Linked DNA regions of Mus musculus: region 1 is linked to region 2. The links are chromatin loops, found by intact Hi-C in ENCODE. Cell type or tissue: left cerebral cortex. All regions are shown on one strand. Links, peaks and the distances in the headings refer to the core of each region. The heading gives the core; the rest is flanking DNA.

The links. Hi-C counts contacts between places; a loop is a spot of excess contacts. Peaks named below come from ENCODE experiments on the same cell type or tissue, not always from the same donor. Only the 100,000 strongest peaks of a DNase experiment are listed, where the experiment ranks them.
Region 1: it touches region 2 in a loop (2.4-fold over the local background); 2 of 42 quality-filtered maps call a loop at or near these places.

The regions. Positions count from the first base shown.
Region 1 is chr6:72,213,061-72,222,809 of GRCm38, reverse strand. The region is part of intron 2 of Atoh8 (atonal bHLH transcription factor 8); the gene reads left to right. Among named protein-coding and RNA genes, the nearest start is that of Gm52906, 14 kb to the left of the region's middle. RefSeq lists an enhancer at 3,982-7,624. In left cerebral cortex, for the core only: CTCF peaks have their summits at 1,345 (motif pointing left) and 5,722; DNase peaks (open chromatin) are centred at 3,068, 5,238, 6,009 and 7,055; H3K4me3 peaks cover 423 bases; H3K27ac peaks cover 760 bases.
Region 2 is chr6:72,093,860-72,103,578 of GRCm38, reverse strand. St3gal5 (ST3 beta-galactoside alpha-2,3-sialyltransferase 5) reads right to left here and starts at 5,971. Exons shown (of 7, transcript NM_001035228.2): 1 at 5,797-5,971. The coding sequence starts at 5,875. In left cerebral cortex, for the core only: CTCF peaks have their summits at 4,725 (motif pointing right) and 5,788; DNase peaks (open chromatin) are centred at 5,151, 5,429, 6,017, 7,604 and 4 more places; H3K4me3 peaks cover 4,162 bases; H3K27ac peaks cover 3,700 bases.

The sequences.
Region 1 (9,749 bases), core at 1,233-9,232, 120 kb before region 2:
CCTGGGAACTCTGGTGCCCTTCATCCAATCCTTCCCTGCTTCCATCCTTTTGGCCTGCCCCTCCCCCAGGGAACCTATAGCTTGCCCTGATTTCCCCGAGGCCACTGAGGCCCCAGCCAGGGAGGCCCTCCTCAGGGGGTGCTACCAGCCCTAATTGCACAGTGCATTCCTGGGAGTGATTTAGCAGGGCCAATTAGGAGAGGCCCTCATCAAGTGGGTGAGAGAGGAAGCGCCACCGGCCACTCCGGGGCCAGCTTTCCTGCTTTCTTTGGGAGAGTGACATGGGTAAATGAAGGCGAGATTGATGGCTCCACGCCGCGTGCTCTGTGACAAAGGAGGTTGGTAAACTCTTGGTGAACTCCCCTGGCATTCAGCTGTTGGTGTGTGTCCCTTAGTGGTGCAGCTAGGCAGCCTGGGCAGGCTCCTTCCCTTCCTGTCTCCCCTCCTCACCTCTTTATGCCCCTCGCTCCTCCGCTGTCTATTCTGAGGCAGCACCAGGCCCCTCCCTCCGCTGGCCCTTTGACTGGAGTAGACAGGACACTCCAGCCCCAGCCAGAGAACCAGGGAGGAAAGACCAGCAGTGAGGATGCCCCGCAGAGCCAAGCATTTGGAGCCCTGGGAAATCACCTCAAGGCTAAGAAACCATAGAGACCTCCCTGTGGCGTAAATGAGGGAATGGAGTTATCTGACAGCCCTGCCTGTCACCTAGCAGTTGAGACCCATTTCCTGACTTGTCCAGCTTCCTTGACAGCTGCAACTAGTGGGGCACCCACTTAGGGCCACCTGAAAGATAAAATGTTGTGTTCACGGGTCGCCAAAAGGAGGGCGGACCTGCCTGCTTGGTGACTGGTTGAAGGGGGCCTTCCCTTTGCTCTGAGGTAGGGGTTGGGGTGGGGGATGGGGAGCGCAAGGGATGCAAAGGTCTGAACAGGAAGTGCATCTTTAGATATGCCCTATCCACTTAAAGTAATGACCCTCACTGGTCTCCTTGGTTCTCGTGGCCTCCAGGGTGTGCTTCCCAGGCCCGACTTCCCCCTTCTTATGTGCAGAACTGCCTCTTTGAAAAGCCTCATGTGGCAAAAGGGGACAGAGGCTGTGCTTCAGCTCCAGGGACATTGTCACAGCCTGGGACATTGGCAGGCTCCAAAGAACACTTCCTGCTTCAGCGGGTATATACGACACCTCTCTAGAGCGTGTGACCACTGCAGGAGTCCTTAAACATGGGATGGAAGGGATCTTAAAGTCTTTCTCTGTATACCTACTCCCTGTACAGGACCCTCTTTGTGACAGACATGGGGGTATAGACACAAAATAGTTTGCCACACTGTCCCTGCCACCTAGTGGCAACAGGCCATTGTGGTTGGAGGATTTGGAAGCCAAGGATAATGAGAATTAAAAGACAACATTTAAGGAAGAATTCTTGTTCTTCTCAGCCATCAGAGGACACCGGGAAGTCAGGGATGGATATAGTCGAGTCTGTTCAGCAGGTGGGAGGATTGGGACGATTTGCTCAGAGCCCTGTCAGGCCTTAGAGTACAGGGGTGAGATCTGGAACTTTGCATGCAGGTGTTTGCTTTGCCCTTTCTGGGACTGGAGTAGTCCTCCATGCCCTGGGCTTGTTATTAGCATCAGCCCCCAGAAGGCCCTGGGATAGAGTCATGGCCCTATTTGCCAAGTACTGAGTGACATCAGGAAAGTATGCCCTCCACTTGGCTTATGGGCAGCTCAGAAACACGAGGGACCCTTGCTGTTCCTCCATGGAAAAAGAGCTGACCATCTCAGGCTACACTCACCTCCCAGCCCCTTCCTCCCAAGGCCAAGTCATGGCTGTTTGTTTGCCCTTTCATGTCCCTTGGGGATAGCTTCATAGTTACCCCTCTGCCTCTGTCCCTATACTGGAGGCTGGGTAGTCTCTGAAGAATAGAAGTTTCTTTAGCTCTTGGTTCTGGAGCTGGGTAGTGCAATAGTCAGTCCAGTGTTGGTTTCTGATATGGACTTTCTTGCTTCATCTATCTTGCCTGGTCAAGGGGATCGCACAGTCAGATAGCAAGCATGCTAGATCAAGTTTCTCTCCCACTTACAAAGCCAGTACTGTCCCGAGGTATCCACCTTGATGACCTCATGACATATAATTAACTCCCATAAGTCCCTGCCTCCATATTATTGGCACATGAGATTTGGAGTTGAGTTTCCAATACATGTAATTGAGGGCACATGTTGAAATCCCATTACCATTCATTTGCATTGAGAAAATTAATTCACAGAGGCGGGGAGGGACTGTGCTATGCGCGTGGAGGTCATCAGAGGACAACTTGCTGGTTCTTCCTTTACTCCCACATAAAGTCCAGGGACTAAACTCAGTTCATCAGGGTTGGTAGCAAGTGCCTCTACCCTCTGAGTGGTCTCACGGGCCGCCTGACTCAGCTCATGCTTAAAGGCTCACGTGGTGTCTAGCAAGATGGCTCATACCTGTAATCCCAGCTCAGCACTCTGGGAGCTGAGGCAGGAGGATTGCCAAGAATTTCAGGCCAACCCTGGCTACAGAGTGAGCCCCCCCCCCCCGGCCTCCCAAAGCCTTAAGTGGAAAGAGCAGTTAAGATGTGAGACCACCAGGAAGGACAGCAAGAGGCTGAGTAAGGCTGAGGGGCCGTGGATGGAGACTGCTGTGTCTGTGAGCAGATGCCAGCTCTGCCTGAGATGCTGGAGGTCCTGGCCAACGTGACTGGTGACAGTTTGACCTGGGAGATGGCTCTATGAGCAAACATGTCCCCAACACGGGGGCTGGGTGACCCTTCTTCAGGATATCGGTTTGAGAGCCTGAGTCCAGGGCTCCTGACCCACCCACCCCGTGAGCCACCCTGCCACTGTCTGTATTAAGACCAGAATCAGCACCGAGTTTTGCTCACTCCCCAGGCCTTAGTCTCTATCCATCACAGCCCTTCATCAGCCACTCTTCCTGTCCTAGCTTCGAGTTCCCACCCAATGCATAAATAAGCCTTAGCAGTGCTGAGAGCCTTGTCAGAGGCTCAGCAGAGAGAGAGGACTGGGGGAGGAAAGGCTCTGCGGAGTAACTGTCCCAAGTCTGCTGTGCTGGAGACAGAGCAGCTAAGCACCTGGCCCTGCGCCACACTCCTGTAGCTTCTGTCTCTATGGTGGCAGCTTCTGGGGCCTCTCAGAAGGAGGAAGGTGGAGAACAAGAAGGGGGACAGACCTGTCCCTTCATAACTGGTCTCTGTACGGCTTCCTACTCCTATGGGAATAGGAGAGCCTGTATCCTTAGTCTAGAACATTTTCTTCCAGAGATTACAAGTAACTCAGTAACATTGTCTCCTGCTGTCCTCGATAGAGTTTTTGGAGTCTTGGTAATGAATGGCCATTGAGGCCCTGCCTTAGTTGCTCACAGCAGAGGGGTGGGGTGGGATAGTAGGGTAAGTAGCCCTCACTCCATTGAGGAACTCAGGGTGCCAGCCTGCCTGTGTGGCCTGTAGGGCTAAGGAAATGGAGAGGTGTCTCTTGAGTGTGGGTGCCCTGGCGTCTGTGACCTCTTAAGCAGGCAAAGCTTTAATCCTTCTGCTGTTTACTGCCATCTGGGAGAAGAGGGAAGCTCTTTAAAGAGATAGCAGGTGGGGCACCAGACTCTGTCCTCTGAAAGACCGTCGTCTCAGTAATAGAGCCGTGTAATATCAATTCTGGGAACAGACCAAGGGCAGATGATTTGGGGGGGGGGGTTGTCAGTGGGGAAGAGAGAAGAGTTAGTGTGAGCTTTGCTCGTCCAGGACTGCTTTGTGTCTAGGTGGCTGAGCTCTGGACCATGGGCTTTGTGGGCTGTTCACAGAGCCTGAAGGTGTGTGGCAGGTGTGTGACAAAGTCTCAAGAAGCTCTCCTAGCCTGGGTCCAGCTCTCCCAGCTCCGCGTGGGCCTGAGACCCACTGGGGGCACTGGCCTAGCTTAATCTACCCCAGCCTGCCACATGAGTGGTCACTACTGCTGTGCCTGGCTGTCCCCCTCTGTAAGGCACTGATTACTACCCACATGGAACTCAGGCAGGCCAGCGAGCTCTCAAGTCCAGATCCTCTAGGCTAAGTCATTGAGTTAAATGCCATTTGCTCTCAAAGTCTGTTGAGTCCATCTATGCTGGGGAAAGGGGGTGGGGGAGGTGGGTGGGAAAGTACCACCCAATTCCCTTCCAGTCATAAAAATGGATGCAATTTATTTTTTCTGGCATTCCAATTACATAGATGTTTGTCGCCAGCTGTTCCAACATGGAGCCTCCTCTCAGCTGCTGTTTCTTCTCTCACATTTGACACCGTTAGGCCACAAGTCTGGCAAGGCCTGGCTTGGAGGGATCATTAGCTGGGAAGCCTCCCAGGTGAGCTCTGGCCGGCTTTCCTTGCAGTGGCCTGTGATGTTACTTGGGTGGTCTGAGGTCGGGTAGAGGCTGGGGTGCTGCTACCCCAGCTCTGTGGATCAGAACTCTGCCTTTCACCCTGTAGTGCTGGGTGTGAATAGAGAGAGAGAGACTCAGAGCCTTGAGCGAGAAAAAAAAAGCAACTGCCCTGCATGCTCAGACATGAGACCCATCTCTGTTGCAAGAACTCACTGTGCTTAGGATGTGGATGGTTCAGAAGGGTGGCTGTGTAGAGTTGGGGTGAAACACCCCCCCCCCCCCGAGAGCTCTACACCTCTCATGGGTGTTGCCTTCTCTGGCATGCTTAATTGTGAAGTAAACAAAACAGGATGTTGGGACGGGACAAGGTGTTAAATCCTGGCATTCGTACTTCTTCTTGGTGACCCTGGATTTGTTACTTAACCTCTTTGGTCCCCAGGACTCTCCCCCCATAAAGCAGGAACATCATACCTTCCTTTCTGCCTTGCTGAGGAGATTAAACAAAACCCTGTGTCAGAAGGGGTTGCCCTTTTCTCAGAAAGGGAATCTCTGAATGTACAGCCACAAAATGACAAGTTCATATTTAGTCCTGGGAAGGAACATCTCAAGACAGGGAAGGTACCCAGGGTGGACAGATGGGGATCTTTCAGGTTAGGGATTCTCGAATCTCTAGCACTTGAATCTGAAGCGCTGATCCTGCCCTTTAAAGTGAGGCCAGCAAGCAGCCAGTCCATAAATCCCCGATTTCAAAAGACGTGGATCTATATCAAGAAATCTAGGCAACATTTGGCTCAAAAGAATGCCAATAAACAGACCGCCATCAACAGACACCATCCATATGGTGAGGTATACTGTGCACCAAGCACTGTATCTACCATCTCTACTCCTTGTCAGTAATACTCCTGGAGTCGGAAGCAGTGCCCCCTGGCCCCCATTGCACAGAAGGGAAACTGAGGCCAAGAGAAAGCCATGTGCCTTAGGGCTAGGAACTAGGTTTCCCTTTCTTTGGTTGAAAACCCACAACCTCTTTTCCCCTGAAGATTGCCCAGGAGTGCCCCCCCACCCCCACCCCCCAGCCAGCACGCTATGGCTATGTCCTGTGCTATACCCACTTGGAACCCTTATGTAAATAGGCATCTGCAGCACGTGGAGGTTCCATTTAGCTGCAGGGAGCCAATAGCCCGCTGGTGGTGGCAAGGAGTGGGGTGGGCCTGGATTCGGGGCGGGGGAGGGGGTGTCATCAGCTTCGAGTACCCCCAGGGCTGCGCCGCCAGTGAGGCCTGACACCGGGTTAAGTCGCCTGGCGGCCTCCGGCTGCAGCTGGGAGCGCCGCCTGGTTCCCATTCGGTGCTGTGGTTTTGATTAGCTGCTGGGAGAGGCCTGCCTGCCTGCAAGTCTATGGGAGCTCCGCAGGAACAGCGGGTCCCCCCCCCCAGGCCGCCCGCCCCCCCTCCTGGCAACCCCAGACTCCAGATGTTCCGAGCGCTCGCTGGGAAGGCCTGCTGGCGCCACGGAGGGCAGAGGGCAGGGAAAGCACGCGAGCTGGAAGCCCAAGAACTCAGTCACCGCAGGCCTTGGCAGCTCGCCCAGCCCTCCGCTGGCACATTCCCCAGCTCTCCCCTGGCCATCTGTTCCCAGAAAGCCCTTTCAGAACCTCATCATCACTCAGGATACAACAGCGCGAGCAGCTGGTTTGGAGGCAACAGCGAAAACCGTGCAAAAGGTTCTTTGTGAGAGAGGAAACTCGCTTATGAATAACAGGGCTGGATGCCGTAAAACTTGGCGGCTGCAGTTCGTGTTTCTCAGGCGCCGCTGTTTGCTCTTGACTTTTTATCTCTGGTTTTTATCCACCCCCCCCCCCCCGCCACCCCCTTGTTTGCTTTCAGTGTTGTTTCTTCCTCTTCTGACACCAGGTGTCATTTCTTACTTCTTTGGAGTACCTGAAGGCCACCTAATTAGTTCTTAGGATATTGACAACTTTTTTTTTAAAGCTCAAAGCTGTTAATCCGGGGAATAGTGGACTGTTTTCCTCTGGGCTGGAAGAGACAGGCAAGCAAGAGGGTCAGGGAGTCTAATGGGAGGACAGTAGCTAAGGAGATGGTTCAATGGGTAAAGGGCTTGCTATGAAAAGGTGAGGACCAGCGTTCCCACCCCAGTAGACTCATAAAAAACTGAGTGTGGCAGCATGTGACAATGAAATGACAAGGTTCAGGGAGAAACCCTGTCTCAAAAAGAAAGGAAATATTGTCCAGAGGTAAGTGAGGAAGATACTCTGATGTTTGTCCTTGTGTACGTGTGCGTGTGTCTGGATGTGTGTCTGGATCAGTGTGGCCAGGTCCTGACCTGTAATTGCTGAGGTCATCTTCAAAAGTGTGGCCTGGTAACTTGTCATGGTTGGAGTTCTAACCAAATAGTAGCATTGAGCTGCAAAGTCATCCCACTGTTACCCTGACTGACCCCAGCTTCCAGAAGAAGCAAGCACTGTGTCTGCAGGGGCTGGGGTGAGACCTGCAGAAGACAGAGGAGGGAAGAGACAGAGACACATCCATTGGCTCATCAGAGGGGCGGCACAGAGGAGCTTTTGGGAGAACAGTGGTAGCCGTAAACACCCCAGTGCCTGGGCCCCCACAGCTGACTGAGGCATGACGTGAGGCCTTTTTAAAGAACCGGCTGCCGCCACTGTCGCCAAAGGCTTCTGGGACATGTCTGCTCAGAATCTGGGCACCTTCTGGGAACAGTCACCAGGTGGCCTGTCCTGGGCTGTGGGATCCTGGGGCAGGACTAGCAGCTGGGATGAAAAGAGAGAGAAGCAGGGATTCCTGTCTTCCTGGTACCCCTTGAGACAGGGAATGGGGTCAAGACTGCCCCGGAGTGGATGGCCAGGGTGTGCTTCTGGTATTAGTGCTGTGATGGGTTTGGGGCAGGGGACAGGGGACAGGGTTTTCCTTCCTCAGGTCCCTGCATTTCTCTGTCATTAGCTCCCTTCCTGCTGTCCCTTCAGACCCCAGAGCCAGCAGGCCCCTCACTTAGCAGTATGAAGTGACTGCCAGTGGCTTGCTTTTCCCAAGCCTCCCATTTGGGTCCCGTTTCTTCTGTGCTTTCTTCAAATCCCTCACCCCTTTCTTCCTGTCTTTTCCACTGTTTTCCACCCACCTACACTTGGGCAGACAGGGCAGGACCAAACGTTTATTTTATCATAATTTCAGGGTCATTAATCTCATGTCCAGAGAGGCTTGGCGCCAGCCCTTGGGCCCTCCCTGTGTGGCTTCTGGTGGCGGGGGGAGTCGGGGTCTCAGTGGTGCTTTGGGGACCATGAGATCTTGTTCAAGAGTCTCAGGCTTGGCTGGAGAGTGGTTTCAGAAGTTAAGAGCACTGGCTCATCTTCCAGAGGGCCAGGGTTCAGTCCACAGCCCCCACATATTCTCCATAGGCATAGGTCAGACTCAACAGAACACCCTACTGTCTGTACCCTGACCCCTGTTGACCCAGACGCAGCCACCTGGGTATCTTGTCCCTTGTATCTCAGTGTTCACAGAGCGCCTGGCCAGGAGCTCCTGCTTCGTGCACATGTTTGCTTGTTTATTATAACTGTGTTCCTAGCCATTTGATCTCGCTCTGCCTTACTTTGACCCATTGAGGAAGGCCCAGTTTCTCCATGAAGCCCCCACCCCCCCGCCCCAATCTCTCCTCCAGTTTCTTCATGGGTCCTGGAGAGCAGCCTGTTCCTGCTCTGGGGATCCATGTTTCTTTTTCTTTGCTCCCCATGACTACACAGTGGCTGCCATAGTTTCAAGGCACTTCATTCTCAACAAGACCAGGATGACGGCTTCTTTTCATTAGTGCAGTCTGTCCTAGATAGATCCCTCCTTCTCTGAGGACTTGTTCCCATTGAACCTGAGAAAAGCATCTGAGCTTGTCTACTGGGAGGGCAGCCGAGCAGTCCCCACATAGCCTAGCCCAGGAGACTTGACTCCAGTTGTGACAGGGTGTTTTTCTTCTTCGTGGAGCCAACCAGTGTTATAGCCCTGGGCACAGTGGCAGAAAACTGTTTCCCTGGCTTCTTTAATCTTACTTATGTCCTTACAAAGCTGGTGCCACAGCCCCATTTTCCACTGGTGACATTCAGGTCCCTTGAACACAGTGACCTCTTGGCTCATTACAGGGGATAGTTGCTTACAGTCTGCCAAATCCTCTCACATTATTTTTTAAAAGTCCCACCACCCTTTGAGATTTCTATTGCTTACAGGCTCAAGATAACACAGTCTTCCCCGTGGCCTCCGCAGGGTAGGGCCGGGCAGGACTTACGCAGGGTGCTACACCAGGTTACCGCCACCCTAGATACACCCCTCTCTCTGGACCACCTAGCAGTGTTCGTTCCGGGGCTAGGAACCTGTATTTCAGCACAGCTTTTTGTGTATGCCCTGAGCTCTGGTACTTGCCTTCAGCAGGCAGCACCTTCCTCCCAAAATACAGATACAGCTGCCCAGAGACCAGGGGGCCCGGAGGGCACAACAGCTGTGAAAAGGTTTTCTGAAATGCAAGTCAGAAGGGGCCCTGGAGGGCATGGCTGCTCCATCTGAAAAGTGACCAGAAGCCAAGTGTCAGACTAGCCTGGGGTGTTTCCCAAGAACTTGACTCTGATAGAGGAAGAAATCTCAAGTCCAACTTTCTCTTTGTTAATAGCTTGCTCTCTCTCTCTCTCTCTCTCTCTCTCTCTCTCTCTCTCTCTCTCTGTGTGTGTGTGTGTGTGTGTGTGTGTCCGTGTCCCCATGCCAGGTGTATGGCACATCTGTCAGGATCAGATGGAGGTTTCCTGCAGGATATACCAACAGAAGCCTGTTCGCTGATGGTTTTACAAGCCCTCCATCCATCAGGAATCTTAGAAATGGTTGCACCATGGCAGGGAGGACAGAGACACATGCGTGCCATCACAAGGAACAAGGCACTCAGAGCCCACCTGGGGGTGGTGACAGCCACTTCTGGGAGTCCCCCTCCCACCACAGGCTCTGATGCTCTCCTGGTCCCTAACACCCTGAACAGGAAGGACATGGGTTGGTACCAGAAGGATTCTTTGCAAAAGGGCGGACCACTTTGTACTTTCCTCCACCTGCACGTGTTAATTTTAACTTACACGTATTTACATTTTGAACCATGTAACTCCAAACTTGCTCCAGACTTGGTGGAGTATGACCTCCTGTCTTCATCTCCCTAGTGCTGAGATTACAGACAGTTCCAACCCAGCCGGTTTCTGCCATGCTGGGCACGGGACTGGGGCTTTGTGCATGCTAGGCAAACACTTGCTAACTGAGCTATACGACCAGCCCATAAAATTTTTACTTCAGTCTTTTTAGATCCCTATGCA
Region 2 (9,719 bases), core at 1-8,000:
CTGGTTGGAGAAGTCTGAGGATAATGTTTGAAGGGCCCAGCCCAAGAGGGACAATATCCTGAGGCTGACAGAGAAATGAGCAGTCCCTACCAGAGGTGCTGAAATGATACTGGAGGAATAAGAGGGATTTTTCTAAGTGGAACTGGATGTTGAAGAAACCTCTTTTGAGGCTTGACTACAGATGGAGACATCCCCTCATGAGGTAGTATGAGACAGAAGGCTGACCACGGAGACCCAAGTTCTGATGGGATATCTTCTGAGGGATCGGAATACATTATTTGCTGCAAAGACATGGGAACCGTAGCCTCATCTACTATCTCCAAGCCTAGGTCTGAATCCTAGCTCTGCCCTCTGGAACTTCTTACCTCTTTTTTGACCTTAACACCCTTCTTTATAAAACGGGAGGGATAGGATAATGGTACCAAGCTCACAGCGCTATGGTGAAATCTAATGAGCTAGTCTATGTAACGTTTCTACACCCAGTGAGGACAGACTGAGAAAACTACTTCTCATGGTTTACAAGAGAGGGAGCGGGGAGCAGGCTTTGAAGACTGAGTATGACGAACCGATTATAAAATATTCATTAACGAATTACATATGGTTAGAAGCTGTGGGCTCTAGGTGCGTGTGAGTTTAGAAGTCAATATCTTCCAGAGAAGTGGAAACTTGAATCTACCTGTTTCTTTTTAATTTTTTAAAGATTTATGTTTTTATTCTTATTTTTCATTTTATTACTTTGTGTGTGTGTGTGTGTGTGTGTGTCTGTGTGTGTGTGTGTCTGTGTGTGTGTGTGTCTGTGTGTGTGGATGCACACATGCCATGGTATACACGTGGAGATCATGCATGTGGAGACCTCTTTTTCTGAGTTCACTCCTTCCAGCATGGTGGTCCTGGGTATCAAACTCAGGTTGTCACACTTGGCAGCAGAGGCCTTTGCCCACTGAGCCAACTTGCCAGCCATTACTTTTATTTTGTAATTCCGTGTGTAGCACACGCGTGGGTATGTATGTGCATGTGAGTGCACGTGCCCGCAGAGGCTGGCAGAAGGCACAGCATGATCCACAGCTGGAGTTACAGGCAGTTGCGAGCTGCCCGACTTAGATGCTAGACATGGAATTCCAGTTCTCTGTGAAAGCAGCAAGCTTTCTCACCACAAAGCCAGCTCTCTAGTCCCTGCCAGCTTCTTTTTACCTTTCCATAAGGGAGGCTACTAGAAAAATTTAAATCATAGGTATGGCTCAGGTTGTTTCTACCGGAGAGCACCCAAACAGAAGGAACATACAGATAAAGATAGGGGCAGCCTGTGCCAGCAGATAACCCTCGCTGACTAAGATCTCAACTGCAGAAAATGGCAAGCAAAGAGAAGGGAAGATCAGAAGCCACTTCATCCCCTTGAACTTCTCGCTGCCTGCCAGTCCAGATAAAGAGAGAAATAAACACGCAGGGGTGAATAACAGCAAGCTAGAAGACGTTGAAAAGACAGATGAGGGGACAGGACAGCCAGGAAGGATGGTGACAACCTCTAAGAGAAACACTTGGTTCTTGATATACATAAGCCCACCATTATGACAATGATAGTCTTATGGTACTACAGGCCTGTAATCCACAGCACTGGGGGGCGGAAGGGGGGTGGGAGTCAAAACTCAAAGCCAGACTGGATTTTACGAACCCTTGCCTGAAAACAAACACCTTTAAAAGTGGCTTCAATGTTCAAAAAGACTTAAGTATTTATTATTCATAAAGTAGACCTTTCACACGCTGTTTGTTGAGCTTATCAAACCCAGTCACATGATACCAACCTATTATAACCCCGGATGGTTTTAAACCTGAGGGGGAAAAGAGAATGCCAGAGTACAGGGGTTCATTCATGATCCAAAAATTCACCCCTGCGTATTGTCAAAATGCTTTCTATTGCTTAAAAACTCAAGCAAGAAAAGGCTTTTCCTGTAGGTAAGTGAAACAGACTGGGTGGAGGTTTGTTTGCATTCAGCTGGGTGGAGACTAAGAGCAAACTAAGTGGTCAACTAGACACATTCTCCACTTCAAGAGGCTCTTGGAGCTCAGCCTGCCCTGTGCTAAGACCCAAGGAGAGCCAGGACTCTGTAGGACTGATCTTCCTGGGGCCGCATAGAACAGGGCCTGGCAGAGACTTCCTACTGAAAAAGCACCGCCAGCACCATCATCTGGAACTGCTGCCTTCATCCTTGAGGATGAAGGAGCTCCCGCCATGGTTCATTCTGAGACTAGACTAAAAGAGCTTTGCCTGGGGGGTGGGGTGGGGGTGTGTGTCCTACTGCCCTGCAGGTTCCCATAACACACTCAAGGCATGCCTTACCAAAGCCAGGCACCTGCAGAGCAGTGACAGCGGCACTACCTGGGGCGGACAAACACTGGAAGTTGCTTGACATTCAACAACTGATGACAGACAAGAGGCACCAAACTTACCCTGTGACCACCGCGAGCCACAGCACTGAACCACAGGCAGCACGGGGTTCCCTGCTCCTTCCCTGTCACTTAGTGCTTATAAAGGAAGACACACGCCACAGGTTTCCAAGTCAGCACGGTGTGAGAGAAGCAGGTCAGACCAGGGTAACTGCTAGGAGAGGCGGTGACTGACTGGGTAGGACACAGGTCCTGGTGTTTTCTGTCCCTTGATCTGAGGGTGGCACATGTTACTTTAGGTGGCTCTGCTTTTCCCTACACACGTTTCTAAACGTGGAGGTCAGGAGAGAACTGAGTTAGTTCTTTCCTTCTACTGTGTGGGCTCTGGAGACTGAATTCAGGTCACTAGGCAGCATGCACCTTAGCCCACTGAGCCATCTCACTGGCTTCGTGTGTGTGTGTGTGTGTGTGTGTGTGTGTGTGTGTGTGTGTATCTATCATGACAGCATCTCCTATACCCCAGCTGACTTTTAACTTGCTCTATAGCAGCAGCTGATCTTGGACTCCCAATCCTCCTATCCCCCTGCCTCTATCTCCCAAGTGCTGAAATGAACAAACGTGCTCCAAGTACCTACACAACATTTAAAGAGGAACAAACCTCATCTGGTGTTCAGGTAAGTTAATACCGATTGATGGAGCCTCTCACTTCATTTTTCCCCCTGCTCCTTCACACACCCCACTAATTCCCTCTATGGGAGTGCTCCTGGGTTTCTCTCCCGGGAGAGCTCTAATGCCACCATCCATATTTATGGCTTCCTCCCACACCCCCTCTGCTAACACCTGCCACCCACGCTGATCCAGTCCTTGCTTCTCCATCCTCCGCTGTTATTGTATATATATATATATATATATATATATATATATATATATATATATATATATATATTATATATTCCCAGTTGTTTCTATGCCAAGCCTTCCCAGCCAGACTGGAATGAAGAGCATGCTCTTGGAGGGTGACGGCTGTTCTCTTGGTTCCATAAGCAGAGCAGAATAAAGTCCTCCTCTAAAGCTAGATAGACGTGGAGGGTGACTCTTTCTCCTCCCCACATGTCTTGGTTAGGGTTTCTACTGCTGTAACACCATGACCCAAAGCAACTGGGAGAAAAAAAAGGGTTTAATTTCAGCTTACAATTCCACGTTGCAGTCCATCACTGAGGGAAGTTAGGACAGAAACTGATACACTGCAGGAATCTAGAGGCAGGAGCTGATGCTGAGAGTATGGAAGAACACTGCTTACTGACTTGGTCCCCAGAGATTGCTAAACCTTCTTTCTCATACAACTCAGGACCACTAGCCCACAATGAGCTGGGCCCTCCCCACTTAAGAAACTGTCTCCCAGGCTTGCCTCCAGGACAATCTGGTAAGGGCATTTTTTTTCAAATGATGCTTTCTTTTCTCAAATAATTCCAAGTTACATCAAGTTGACATTAAAAACTACCCAGCACACCATTAATCTGCCAAGAGACAGCTGCTAATTCTCTACTACTTTGCAAGCCCAGTAAGGGAGCAAGAGGTGGAGGAGGCAAGCCAACGACAGGTGTGTTTCTTGATTACCTCCCTGTCCAGTCACCCATTTGACTTGTTTTGATGACATGGGGCAGTGACCAGTGTATGTCAAGCTGAATGCATTTGCAGAATCATCATAAATGTGTGCTTTTAGAATTTCCTGCCAGCCCCCAGCATGCCATTTTCCAGAAGCCTTGTCACACCTCCTCTTACTCTGTTTAAGCCAGGCATGTTGGCACAAGTCTGTGATCCCAGCACTTGGATCAGTGGTTCAAGGCCAGCTTCGGATGCACCAGTGAATTCAAAGCCAGCCTGAACAGCATGCTATCCCCGACTCAAAAACCCAAACCAACCAACCAACCAACGGACCGACCAACCAACAAAACAGCCACCCAAACCTCCAATCATCTCAATTTCTTTTCAAGTCTCAAAGAAAACACTATCAGCCTGATAGCCACAGCACCGACCACATAGCAGACATGAGTGTCAGGAGATGCAGCACTCTGACTACAGTGCTCTGGAAGCTCATATTAATATTCTCTTGACCAAAAACTTGGAAATCAGACAATTCCTAGCCCTGCAACCAGCAATGTGAGAAACCATTCTGAGCTGTCAGGATATGGAATTACACAAAAGAAACCAAAACCTACTTTTCTGGTCCTTTCTTTCAGCAGACAAATCCCTCTTCTCAGGCCCAGCATTTGCGTAGGGCTGCAGGTAGAAGAGGATTTACAGTCATAAACCAAGGGAAGGCTTGGCTAGACACCAGAGGGCAGAGATGAGTGTGAGTCTCCTTCCTTTGTAAGTCTAAAACCCAGCACAGCTCTTGGCTGAAGGAACCTGAAACCCATCGGTCCCAGAAAAAGCACAACACATAAAAATGCCTCTTCCTCCTTTTAAGTACATCTACTTACATTTACACCTAATTTTGCAAAGGCAAAATTCATATATGTGAATTAAGACTGAATTACTGGGGGGAAAGGTATAAAAATTTCATTTCCAAGTCAGCTAGTGATTCTACAGAGTTCTCGCCAATTGACATATTTATTCTAAATGGTTAAAACCACAAACTCATTGTGGAAGAGACCCAAGCCAACAGCAAGTTAAGTCTTCCAGTACAGACCTGGAGAGCAAGCTCCCCACAGGAGGATATCAGTGTCTGCCAAGGTCATCCAGCTGATGTGCAGTAGGGACAAGAGCTTTCATTTACTGGGGTCCTACCAATTGTTCTCTAACACCCTCTCCGCAAAACAAACAAATAAAACAGCGCACAAAGAACGCGTCCCCTCGTCAGGACACAGCTTAAAATTTCCAAGAAACCAAAACGGTCTCCCAATGTGTCTCCTCCGCAGGACTGGCCGCAGAGAGGGGGCAGGGAAGGTCACCAGTGAATTTCTGCCAGCAGAAAGCTACCCACTTTCACACTGCACGTCTACCCACATGGATGCACCAGGAGGGTTCAGGCGCCACTAGTTACCCTGTACAAGGTTCCCCAAAGCAGTCAAGGGAGACACTGAGTCTATTCGACTCTGCCGGCTCAGAAGGTTCCAGCAATGAATTAAAATCCCAGAACCAAGCGACGTGAAGAGGGCCACTCTGGCTGGACCTGCCACGCGGGGCAGGTCATCCTTACCCGCAGCGCCGCGTCCACACCTGCGCAGGCTGCGCCGGGGGCGCCCATGTAGGCAGCCAGGGGCCGCGACCCTCCGCCCGTGTCCCCTAGCAGGCGCGTCCGGCGTCGCAGGGCTGGGGAGGAGCCGCTGGGCCTGGGGTATCGCAAAGGCGGATCGCCGCTATCTGGGCTCCCCGGTGTCCGCTCTGCCGACTGGGGGCTGCGCCACGTACCTCGGCAGGCAGGTGCCGCTGCTTGGCTTCGCAGCTTCTGGGGCCTCCGCGCCGCGCCGCCCACCGCCTCTGTGTGCATGCTAGGGAGGGAGCGCTGGCAAGCCGCCAGCCCGGGGCCCCGCGCCCCAGCCAGCCCCCGGCGCCGCGCTCGCGCCAATTCAGCCCCGGACAGTCCGCTCCCCCGCGCGGATGCTGAGGGGGGTGGGGGTAGGCGGGGGCGGGGTCGCGCGTCACGAGGATAAGGGAGACCAATCAGAGTGCGCCGAGGCCCCGCCTGCGAGCGGACTGTCCCCCCGCCCCCTCCGACTGCTAGTGCGAGGGGGAGCGGGACAACTCCAGCCGAGAAGTAGGTGGGGCGCCAGGCAGCCTAGGATGAGGGTGCCCCGCGCTCGGGGATCTCTTCAACTCTCCCCAGGCTTGCGCGTGATTAGATAGTGGAAGGCGTTCCGGAGAACCTAAGGTGGCTCTGGACCGGTTAAAGGCTTTGACTGAGCATCCAATTAGGAGTCGGAGCTGGGGAACTAAGGGGCTTGACGTAGTCACGTGCTTTATTCGCCAGCTGCCCACTGGTCTTCAGGTAATTACTGGTCCTGGGTTCCTGAGACCCAAGAGACAAATACCAGGACAAGCTAAATCAGCGGTTCTCAACCTGGGGGTCGCCTAATACCAATGGAAGACACGTTTATTTACATTTACGATTCACAACAGTAGTGGAATTACAGTTATGAAGTATCAACGAAAATACTTTTTATGGTCAGGGGTTACCACCACAACTTGAGGAAGTGTATTAAAGGGTCGCAGCATTAGGAAGGTTGAGAACGATTAGGCTACACGGTTGTTACTGTGCTAGTTACCAAAGCCAACCAACTTGTTTTAACAGGAGAAGGAACTGAGGTCTGTGTGGGACTGAGGGTGAGTAGCTTTGAAGTCATTTGGAGGCCGAAGCAGGAACAGAACCTGGGCTTGGAGCGCTCAAATCTTATTTGTCTGAAAGCTAGAGAGGCCCTGGCCTCTCACACCTTATTTTGGAAAGGAAATGCCATACGATTTTTAAAAACACATTTAATAAATCCCAAAATTGGTGCATTAAAAAGGCCTAAAACCGGACTGGATCTCCCTTTTAGGATATTTTTCCCCATGATCTTCTAGAAAAGCCGACAAGAAAGGGATCCAAAGCGCAGAGTAAATGATATAATGTAGCCAAGTTCTTCTGAGGATGCAGACCCTTTGTTACTGCATGTGTGTGTGGGAAATCCCCTAGTGCCATAGTCTTTGTTATATTGGAATAGCTTGCCTTCGACCTCAAGAACATTTAACCACAAAGGGGCATTCTGATAGTCAGGAGGCACGCTTTCCAAGATAACAGCTCCAGTTTTCTTGGTGACTGCATAGCAAACTCCTTTTTGGGTCTGCTCAAGGTCCCGTGCTAGATCTGTGTATCAGCTGAGAAAATTGAAGCTTTGTAGTGGAAGCTTGTCAGCCTGTACAAACAGGAAGAGGCCCTGGGCTAGCTTTTAGAACTCCCTTCTCCAGCCCCAATCAAGCATGGCTATCCATCTTTTACCGAACAATAACCCTCTCATTTTGAGAAGGAAGATCCTAGACCCTGAGCCAAGAGCCGTTATCAGTTTTCCTTTTTACAGCAGCTTGCTCTCTTTGCTCTTTCTCCAGGGTGGAGAGTAGAACATGGTCGCCTGGGAACTGGGGGATGCTCTCTGGGTAGTCAATGCCAAGAATAAAGACATAGGAAAGAACGGAGTAGGTGGATTCTACTTTCATGGCTATCCAAAACAACAAATCTGTATGATTTTAAAGCGAGGACACTGGAAATAGTCTAGAAAGGGAAAAAAAGATGGAAGAAAGCCTGACATGTGGCTAAAGCCAGTGGGTTGGCCAAGGCTGGTCAGACACTAGCTAGCTGCCTGGAATGACTATAGCAGGAAAAAGATTGCAGAGCCGCTCACTCTCCTACTATTGGACCAGCCTGAGGCCTGCCTGTGTGGTCTGATGCTCTGACATCTCTGTGCCTTGGTTCTCTCCCACATCTCCCTGTGTGGAGCCCCACCCTCTTAGCAGTAAGGGCTGTCCTGGAAGCTGGAAGCATCCTGCCTTACAAGAGTAGGTGTAAGTTGAGGGCAATGAAGTGTAAGAAGTGAACTCTACCTTCTGTCTTAGTCTCCTGGGACATTTGTTTCAAATATTCATGAGCTCTGTCACCTAGTTGACACTTAGTGAAGGAAAAGAAGACCTGCTCCCAAAGTCCCCAAATAACACACTAGAATCAGCCACTAGATTTCAATGGTTTACTGAGTGGCTTCAGAGAAGCTTCCAGACTCTGGCTACCATACAGTAGGACTACTAATAAATCAGAGATAGCAGCTACCACTTCCTAAATTCACTTTTTCCATTTACTACATTAGTTAATCTAATGACGTCCTCTCACCCTCCCCTTGTGAGCTGCAATATTCTATTTTGGTAAGTTTGTCTAACTTTTGGTTCTATTGGGTGGGTTCTGTTTGAAGTTTAAAAAAAAAAAGATAAATACGGTCTGTGTCCTCCTTGTTGTCTCCGGGACCCTTTCAGAGAATCTCCACAGTCAAAACTATTGTATAATAATCTCATGACACAAAAGGTGAACAAAACTAACTGCCCATCACTAATCAAAACAGCATAAACGATTGGGTGGGGTAGTACATGAATGGAATGAATCCCAGTGTACTGGAGTGGACGAAAGAGGATCAGAAGTTCAAGGTCATCTTCAGCTACACAGCCAGTTTGATGCGAGCCTGTGCTACATAAGACCCTGTTACAGCAAAACAATTCATGGTACCCAATTATAAAGATCCTTGACGGGGCTGTGGACATGTCCCTGTAACTCGAGTTCCAGGTGATCCAATGCCCTCTTCGGGCCTCCGTGGCCACTGCATGCATGTGGTACTCAGACATACATGCAGACAAAATACTCATACATACAAACTAAAAATAAGTCTTTTAAAAAGATTCTTGAGTATGCATCTTTCTCTATTTTTATTTTTGTTACCTTTCATTCATTCATTTCTATAGAAATGGCATCTTTTTCTTTTCTTTTGTTTGTTTTGTTTTGTTTTGTTTTGTTTTGTTATTTGAGACAGGGTTTCTCTGTATAGTCCTGGCTGTCCTGGAACTTTCTCTGTACACCAGGCTGGCCTTGAACTCAGAAATCCAACTCCCTCTGGCTCCTAAGTGCTGGGATTAAAGTTGTGCACCACCACTGCCCGGCTCTTCTTATTATTTTATATAACAGAATGAAGACTTCATTTAAAACACTTGCTTCAAAGTGATGGAATATGATTGAAAAATGTTTTGGTAATTGAGTTGTAAACAGAATCAATCATGTATTTTCAGAAAACATTTTTTAAAAAGTGTGTGTGTGTGTGTGTATGTGTGTGTGTGTGTGTGTGTGTGTGCATGTGTGTAGGACTCTGTGTATACATTCATCTAGTATATGCAAGTCTTTGCATGCATGTGGAGGTCAGGATGGGACAGGGGGTGTCTCTGAGCCACTTCATCTTATTCCCTGAGACAGCATCTCTCAGTGAACTTGTAGCTAGGCTGGCTGGCCAGTAAGCTCCTGGAATCAGCCCTTCCCCCACCGCAGCACTGGGGTTCCAGTACAGGTGGCCATGCACAGCTTTTATGTGGGGTTTGGGGATTTGAACTAAGGTCTTCAGCAAGTGCTCTTTCCCACTGAGCCACTTCCCCAGTCCCAATTAATCTATTTTTATCTGTTTATAAGATGAGTATTTAAATTATAGGGCCCTATGCTGATTAGACACATGTTCTGCACTGAACAGTACTCCCTGGCCTACGCTTATCATTTTTAATGAAGTAATGAATATTATTTAGAGGGAAAGTGCTGTTGTTTTAGACTTGTTTTGAAACAG